3 separate regions of the Homo sapiens genome follow, and all the other regions are linked to region 1. A link is a contact called in ENCODE Hi-C or POLR2A ChIA-PET data. All regions are on one chromosome and are shown on one strand. Each heading gives the region's core, a stretch centred on a gene start or an enhancer-like site at or near the end of the contact. The rest is flanking DNA. Distances are from core to core; before and after follow the strand shown. Region 1 holds the start of RNF213 (ring finger protein 213). Region 2 holds the start of METTL23 (methyltransferase 23, arginine). Region 3 has its middle 21 kb from the start of MIR6516.

Region 1 (2,567 bases), core at 19-2,518:
CCCACCGCCCAGGCCTCTTTCTTTCCACCCGAAGTGTTTCCTTCTCCAATGCTACACTGGGGAACCACAGACCAGAAAACTCGAAAAATCCTCCAAAAAGCATTTTTTGTTTGTTTGACAGTTTCACCCAGGCTGGAGTACAGTGGGCAATCTCAGCTCACTGCAACCTCCGCCTCCCGGGCTCTAGCGATTCTCCCGCCTCAGTCTCCCAAGTAGGTGGAGTTACAGGCATGCGCCACCACACCCGGCTAATTTTTTGTGTTTTTAGTAGAAACGGGGTTTCATGTTGGCCAGGCTGGTCTCGAACTCCCGACCTCAGGTGACCCACCCGCCTTGGCCTCCCAAAGTTTTGGGATTACAGGCATTAGCCACTGCGCCCGGCCCCCTAAAGCATCTTATTGTTCCATCTGCTCTAGGGGCCGGAAGACACAAGAGAGAGCCCCAGGCACCCAACACTGTTGCATTCAATCCGCTTCCTGTCTTTTCTCTGACATTTTTTCCCAAGCACAGACACTGCCACCCAAATCAAAGCCCATCCCCCAACCACAACCAAAGTCAACAAGGTGGGGGCAGGGAAGGGCCACCACCATGTTTGCACAGCTCCTTCCCCTCCCGCCCTGGACTCCCCCAGGGCCCGGCCCGCCGGCTTGCAGGCAGCCATCCGGGAGGGGTGCCCACCCTGGCCTTGAGCCCCGCGCTCGGGCGACTTCGCCAAGTCGGAAGGACGCTGCGCGGTGCGGTTCAGACGGGGCGATGCCTCCCTCGTAAAAGTTAGGAGTCTGTTTTTGCAACTTCACTTTTCCGTTGTTGCCATTCGTACAGGCGCAGGATTCCCGGGCGGACCTGCAGGCCCGGGTCCGGCTGTCCCCTTCCACTACACCCCCCGTGCCCCGGCCACTTCCCGGGGGCAGCACTGCCGGGGCGCAAAGCCTCCTCCGCGCTCTGCGCTCCGGGGATGTCGCCGGGGTCCCAGGCGTGCCCGCTGCCCCCACCCCGACCCCTCCCGCAGCCGGGGAACAGGGTCAGTGGGCGCCGCGGGCGGGGCTGGACCGGGCACCCCGGCGGCGAAACCGAAACTTGGAGCCGGCAGGAAGAGGCGGCCGGGAGGGGCATCCGGACGCAGGCGCCGCTCCCCGGGACCCGGCCCGCCGGCCCGCGGGGCCCACTGTATCCTAGCCCGCTCCCCGCCCCGGGAGACTCTCCAGGCCCGCTCGCACCTGCGGCCCCCGAGCTCGCCGCCTGCCGCGCGCTGTCGCCCCTCGGGTCACGGGGCCCTGGGCCCCGCCCTGCCCGCCGCCGCCGCCGCCGGCCCCGCCCTGCCCGCCGCCGCCGCCGCCGGCCCCGCCCTGCCCGCCGCCGCCGCCGCCGGCCCCGCCCTGCCCGCCGCCGCCGCCGCCGGCCCCGCCCTGCCCGCCGCCGCCGCCGCCGGCCCCGCCCTGCCCGCCGCCGCCGCCGCCGGCCCCGCCCTGCCCGCCGCCGCCGCCGCCGGCCCCGCCCTGCCCGCCGCCGCCGCCGCCGGCCCCGCCCTGCCCGCCGCCGCCGCCGCCGGCCCCGCCCTGCCCGCCGCCGCCGCCGCCGGCCCCGCCCTGCCCGCCGCCGCCGCCGGCCCCGCGCAGGCGTGTGCGGAATTCCCCGCCGGTGGCGCCTCCCAGTGACTCCGGGCCCCCAGCCCCCGGGAGGCGCCTCGGGCCGCTGCGCGCCGGGTACAGACGCGGGAGGGGCCTCGGTTCCCGCCAGGCGTGGGGCGCATGCGGGTCTCCCGGAAGCCCAGACCCCGGGCAGGCCCGAGCAGCCGAGTGGGGCGGGACAGGCGCGCCCCCCGCCCCGGCGCCCAGCACCTCGGACAGTGTCTGCGGCCGCGCAGAGCCGGCGGCCAGCCTGGGAGCGGCCCAGAGGGCGCCCGGCGGGTGCAGTGGACGTCGTCAGCGCGCCGCGTGGGGGCCTTTGCAGATTAAGGGACCTCCGCGGCCCCGCGCGGAGCGCTCTGTCACTGATGATGGAGGGGCCACGGCGGTCCGCACCATCCCCCGTGCCTCAGTTTTCCCATCTGTGAGGCTCATGGTGTGACCAGGGACCTCCGTTTTAAAATCACCCACTTTCTTTTTCTTCCTTCTCCTCTCACCCCTTCATCCCGTCCCTCTCTGGACACTGCGCCCCTCTGCGCATTCCAGAGGGGACCCTCATCCTGAAACAATTCCCGGCGCGGAACCCCAGCTGAATGCTCCTGCTTGGGGCGGGGGGTCGCCAACAATTAGTCCAACATCCTCGACAGCCACCCCTCCTAACCGACAACTGCCCACGACAGCCATGGGAACAAGACACAGACCCTGCCCTTACCCCACTCCCCACGGTGCCCACGGCAAGTTTCCCTAGAAGAACTCGATGGCAGCCTGGGCAACATAGAGAGACCCCATCTCTACAAAAAAAATCATTTAAAAAAATTAGCTGGGCGTGGTGGTGCACCTGAAGAGGCTGAGGCAAGAGGATCGTTTGAGCCCAGGGAGCTCCAGGCTGCAGTGAGTCGTGATCATACCACTGCACTCCAGCCTGGATGACAAAGTGAGATC
Region 2 (2,567 bases), core at 32-2,531, 3.5 Mb after region 1:
GGGCTACAGGCACAAGCCACGATGCCTAATTTTTCTACTTTTTGTAGAGACGTAGTATCACTATATTGCCCAGGCTGGTCTGGAACTCCTGGTCCCAAGCGATCCTCCCGCCTCCGCCTCCCATTTAACTTCTCTAAAGCTGTTTCTTTAGCATGGGACATGCCTCACAGGCTGGTGTTAAAACCAAATGAAATACTGCAAAGTGAAAGTGCTTTGAAAAACCGAAGACAGGCAGGGCATGGTGGCTCACTCCTGCAATCCCAGCACTTAGGCAGGCGGGAGGATCACTTGAATCCGGGAGTTGGAGGTTGCAGTGAGCTGTGATCGCGCCACTGCGCTCCAGCCTGGGCGCCAGAGCGAGACAGTGTCTCAAAAAAAAGAAAAGAAAAAGAATTATTATTGAGAGTTTTGTTGTAGCTGTGAGCTTAGAGGAAGAAGCGAGGTCCAACCCAAGAAACACTTTGGGCACCAAATAAAACTGGAAACCCTGATCCCAAAACTCACACAAAAGTGAGAGATAAGGATGAATCAAGAAACCCTTGGACAAGATCAAAAGAAGCATTAGAGGTCAGTCAAGAATGTCACTTTCCTGGCAGGAAAGATTCGATGTGGAGAAAGCCGGCCCGGCGCAGTGGCTCATGCCTGTAATCCTAGCACTTTGGGAGGCCGAGGCAGGAGGATCACTTAAGCTTACAGTTCGAGACCAGCCTGACCAACATAGTGACCAGGGTCACTTCTTGGCAGGGTCTCCAAAATTCTTACTGAGAGACATTTAATGCACCGAAGGGCTTCATATCCGACGTTTTTGCTCCGGGGGTCAACCTAAAGCAGGAAGCTGCGCAGCTGAGCGTCCGCACCCCCGGTCCCTCAGGAACCCAGCCAAGTCAGCCGACATCCGCTCCTGACCTCAGGCGCCTCCTGGCGGGTGCTGCTGCACGCACCTGCGGGACGTGGACCTCCAGGACAGCCCCGTCGGCCCCCGGACCCGGCTCCTCCGAGAATCGAAAGCGCTGGGCCCGGACCCCCTGTCCTCGGAAATCGTGCTCGCCCAGTAGGGCGTCGTTGGGCCCCGGGCGGGCGGGGGACCGCGGAAGGCTCCGGGCTGCCAGACTGCGCGAGCGGGAAGCCGCGGGCCACGTGGCCGTAGCACCTGACGGCAAGAAGGGGAAAGCCCAGATCTGGTGATAACCCTGCCGCGCTGCGAGCGAAGAAAGCCCGGAGCAAGGCGAAAGAGACTCACACGCGCAGAACTGGCAACGGGCGGCTGGCGCGACCGGAAGTGATGGGCACAGCGGCAGCGCGGGAGGGGAGGGGCGGGGCGGGGCGGGGCGGTGACGCAGCCGACGTGACCTTCCCAACATGGCGGAGGCCCGCCGTATGTGAAGGAGTACCCCAGGGGAGCCAAAGCCAATGGAAAACCGCGAGAGGCGTCGGGGCGGGGAAGACGGCGGCCGCTTGCCCAACCCGAGGCTCGGGAGGTGGCTGGGGAGTGAATTTTCTGGAAGGCGACTTTAAAGGCGCCGGGACTGAGCGAAGGGCGTTTGGGTACTGCCGTCGCCGCCGCCCAGGCCGGGGAGGGGTGCGTTAGTGTCAGGAAGCGGGCTGCGCCGAGGTCGTAGCGGAACCAGCTGGCGACCCCGCAGAATGAACCACAAGAGCAAGAAGCGCATCCGCGAGGCCAAGCGGAGTGCGCGGCCGGAGCTCAAGGACTCGCTGGATTGGACCCGGCACAACTACTACGAGAGCTTCTCGCTGAGCCCGGCGGCCGTGGCGGTGAGCGGGTCGGGCGGGGGTGGCCAGGCCGGGCATCGGCACCTCCAGCCGCTACGCACCTTTCTCTGGGCCCGAGGCTGCCCTCGCCCCGAGCGCCCGGGACCTCGTAGAGGCTCACCCGCACCCCGCGGAGTTTGGGGTCCCCGAGGCGCGGATTCCGGGGCGGGTCTGCTTCCTCCCGTGCTGTGGCCGCCCGTCTGCTCTGGCGGACGACGGGAGTCCCACGCCTGTGGCGCTCTCAACTAGAAGGCCCGTCGTCCCTGACTCCTTTGGGCGGCGGGTCCCCTAGGGGACCTGGCTGTCAAGGCTCATGGGGGGTGGCTCTAGGAACGACGTGGCCTCACGCACGCGCCCTGCCCCCACCCCGGAGGAGCCAGACGAGAGTCAACTTCCTTCGGTTTGTCATTACCAGTTGGCCTTGGGGACACCCTTATCTGCCACTGGACTTTTTTTTTTTTTTTAACTGGACAGGTCTTTTTTAATTCCCTCAGGATAACGTGGAAAGGGCAGATGCTTTACAGCTGTCTGTGGAAGAATTTGTGGAGCGGTATGAAAGACCTTACAAGCCCGTGGTTTTGTTGAATGCGCAAGAGGGCTGGTCTGCGCAGGAGAAATGGACTCTGGAGCGCCTAAAAAGGAAATATCGGAACCAGAAGTTCAAGTGTGGTGAGGATAACGATGGCTACTCAGTGAAGATGAAGATGAAATACTACATCGAGTACATGGAGAGCACTCGAGATGATAGTCCCCTTTACATCTTTGACAGCAGCTATGGTGAACACCCTAAAAGAAGG
Region 3 (2,567 bases), core at 29-2,528, 3.2 Mb after region 1:
ATCCCACGTCTTTAGACAAACTCAGCCAAAAAATTGTCAACCAAAAAATCTTTAAATTCACGTATAGCCCGGAATCCCACCCCCGGCTTTGAGTTGTCCCGCCTTTCTGGACCACACACATGTATTTTTTTTTTTTTTTTTTCTTTTTGAGACAGAGTCTCGCTCTGTCACCCAGTGCAATGGCACAACCTCGGCTCACTCCAACCTCTGCCTCCTGGGTTCAAGCGATCCTTCTGCCTCAGCTTCCCGAGTAGCTGGGATTACGGGTGCCTGCCACCATACCCGGCTAATTTTTGTATTTTTGCAGAGATGAGGTTTCACCATGTTGGCAAGGCTGGTCTCAAATTCTTGACCTCAAGTGATCCTCCTGCCTCGGCCTCCCAAAGTGCTGGGATTACAGGAGTGAGCCACTGTGCCCAGCCCCAATGTATTTCTTTTTTTTTTTTTTTTTTTTTTGAGACAGAGTCTCACTCTGTCGCCCAAGCTGGAGTGCAGTGGCACAATCTTGGCTCACTGCAAACTCCCGGGTTCACACCATTCTCCTGCCTCAGCCTCCCGAGTAGCTGGGACTACAGGTGCCTGCCAACACGCCCAGTTAATTTTTTGTATTTTTTTTTAGTAGAGATGGGGTTTCACCCTGTTAGCCAGGATGGTCTCAATCTCCTGACCTCATGATCCACCCACCTCAGCCTCCCAAAGTGCTGGGATTATAGGCATGAGCCACCGCGCCCAGCCAGCCCCAATGTATTTCTTAAATGTATTTGATTGATGTCTCATACCTCTCTAAAATGTTTAAACCAAGCTGCGTCCTGACCACCATGGGCAAATGTTCTCAGGACCTCCTGAGGGCTGTGTCTCTGGCCATGGTCACTCATATTTGGCTCAGAATAAATCTCTTCAAATATTTTATACACTTCGACTCTTTTCATCAACAATCATCACCCAGGGCAAAGTTATTCCCAGAGCCACTTCCATAACTGATGGCTGCAAGATCCAGGCTCTCTAAAGGGAGGCTGAGGACAGTGACCCTAGGAAACAATCATTTTTCTTTTTGTCCAACAATGCAAGCCACTTCCTCTCTCTGCAACCAAGAATGCGTTTCCTTTCCGGAGCTCAGTCAACCAGTGTAATTACTCGAGCAGAAAAGTCACCTTTCAGAGCTTGGTGTTCTGAGACAGGAAGGCTTCTTATGTATTCCTTGGAAGACAAAGAATGTTCCTCAATGAAAACCGGGTAAACAACTCCATGCCTCTATTCTGGGTAACATGACAAAAGTTAAAAGGAAGCAGTTGGCCTGAAGTCAGTTCCAACTATTGTGTTGCTTGCACAGAAAGTACGGAATTAAAAAGCATGGGGGAGTCCAGTGGATTCCAAGAAAATGTTTGCGAGCCTACAAATTATGATGAATTATGATGCTATTTTCAAAAAAAGAGGCATATTAGGATATCAGCATTTTACGCATTTAGTTAATGTAACAGCTAACAGTCTGCTAAACTGTGGTGAGGCTGGGGACTCTAGTGGCTGGAAATGAGTAGATGCTAAGTACTGGTAGACTGTTTTGTTCCTTTTAGAACATATGGAACGGCATATCCTTCCAAGGCTGAGCATTAAACAATAAAAGCTACAGAAAGCAAAGAGAAAATATACCTTTGAACAGTTAGTTTCAGTTCGTTCTCTTTCAGAGTGTTAAACAAAAATCATAGGAGGCCCTTGTTTTGGACTAAACTCCTGCACTAGGCCCCAAAAGACCAGACAAAAATCAAAATGGAGTCACCCGTGCTCAGCAAACCAACACTGAGTTGTTATCTGACTTCCCAAGAAATCAGGCGAGAGAAATAGCAGCCTAATTTCCCAAGGAGGCCAGTTTCAGTCTCAAGTCAGCATGCTAATGAAGTTCCCTCTGTTTTAACCCTTACAACAAACAGTAACTTGGTGGGCTCTGTGACCCACGCCTATGATCCCAGCACTTTGGGAGGCCCAGGCAGGAGGATCACGTGAGGCTGGGAGTTTGAGACCAGCCTGGGCAACATAGCAAGATATCATCTCTATAAGAAAAAAGAGATGTAACTGTGACTGGTTATCTTTTTCTTGTTGTCTTTGTATTGTCCTGTATCTCTTCCTGCCTTACAAAGAATTTAACTTTGAAATGACCAATATGCTTTTTGTTCTGTTTCTGCTTTCTTCAGCCCTTAGTCTATAAAGCCAAACCCCAGGCTGGGTGCGGTGGCTCACGCCTGTAATCCCAGCACTTTGGGAGGCCAAGGCAGGATGATCACCTGAGGTCAGAAGTTTGAGTCCAGCCTGACCAACATGGTGAAACCCCATCTCTACTAAAAATACAAAAATTAGCTGGTGTGGTGGCTGGCACCTGTAATCCCAGCTACTTGGGAGGCTGAGCCAGAAGACTCGCTTGAAACCGGGAGGCAGAGGTTGCAGTGAGCTGAGATCAAGCCACTGCAGTTCAGCCTGGGTGACAGAACCAAACTCTGTCTCAAAAAAAAAAAAAGAAACAGATGACATATACATTCTTTTTTTTTTTTTTTTTTGGAGACAGAGATGAATGTATA

What was found. Hi-C counts contacts between places; a loop is a spot of excess contacts on that map. ChIA-PET counts read pairs that join two places held with the same protein, here RNA polymerase II (POLR2A). Pooled maps may share reads with other maps.
Region 2: a loop to region 1 is called in a pooled map, with 18 times the contacts of the local background. The contact joins the promoter of METTL23 here to the promoter of RNF213 in region 1. A Hi-C loop is called at or near these places in 2 of 37 single-sample maps with no recorded cell type and 9 of 50 pooled maps. POLR2A ChIA-PET finds 5 or more read pairs at or near these places in 1 of 52 experiments (B cell).
Region 3: a loop to region 1 is called in a pooled map, with 3 times the contacts of the local background. The contact joins the enhancer-like site here to the promoter of RNF213 in region 1. A Hi-C loop is called at or near these places in 1 of 50 pooled maps.

The regions. Positions count from the first base shown.
Region 1 is chr17:80,259,553-80,262,119 of GRCh38, reverse strand. RNF213 (ring finger protein 213) reads right to left here and starts at 1,268. Exons shown (of 68, transcript NM_001256071.3): 1 at 1,218-1,268. RefSeq lists silencers at 391-530, 911-1,260, 1,540-1,889.
Region 2 is chr17:76,725,553-76,728,119 of GRCh38, reverse strand. METTL23 (methyltransferase 23, arginine) reads right to left here and starts at 1,281. Exons shown (of 5, transcript NM_001080510.5): 1 at 942-1,281. JMJD6 (jumonji domain containing 6, arginine demethylase and lysine hydroxylase) reads left to right here and starts at 1,514. Exons shown (of 6, transcript NM_015167.3): 1 at 1,514-1,773; 2 at 2,265-2,567. The coding sequence starts at 1,645. RefSeq lists enhancers at 1-381, 1,012-1,641 and silencers at 901-1,350, 1,461-1,590.
Region 3 is chr17:77,108,767-77,111,333 of GRCh38, reverse strand. It overlaps a transcript of SEC14L1 not described here. Among named protein-coding and RNA genes, the nearest start is that of MIR6516, 21 kb to the right of the region's middle. Within about 2 kb of position 1,278, at least 8 of the 41 ENCODE cell types and tissues checked have a DNase peak (open chromatin) inside an H3K27ac peak, as active enhancers do.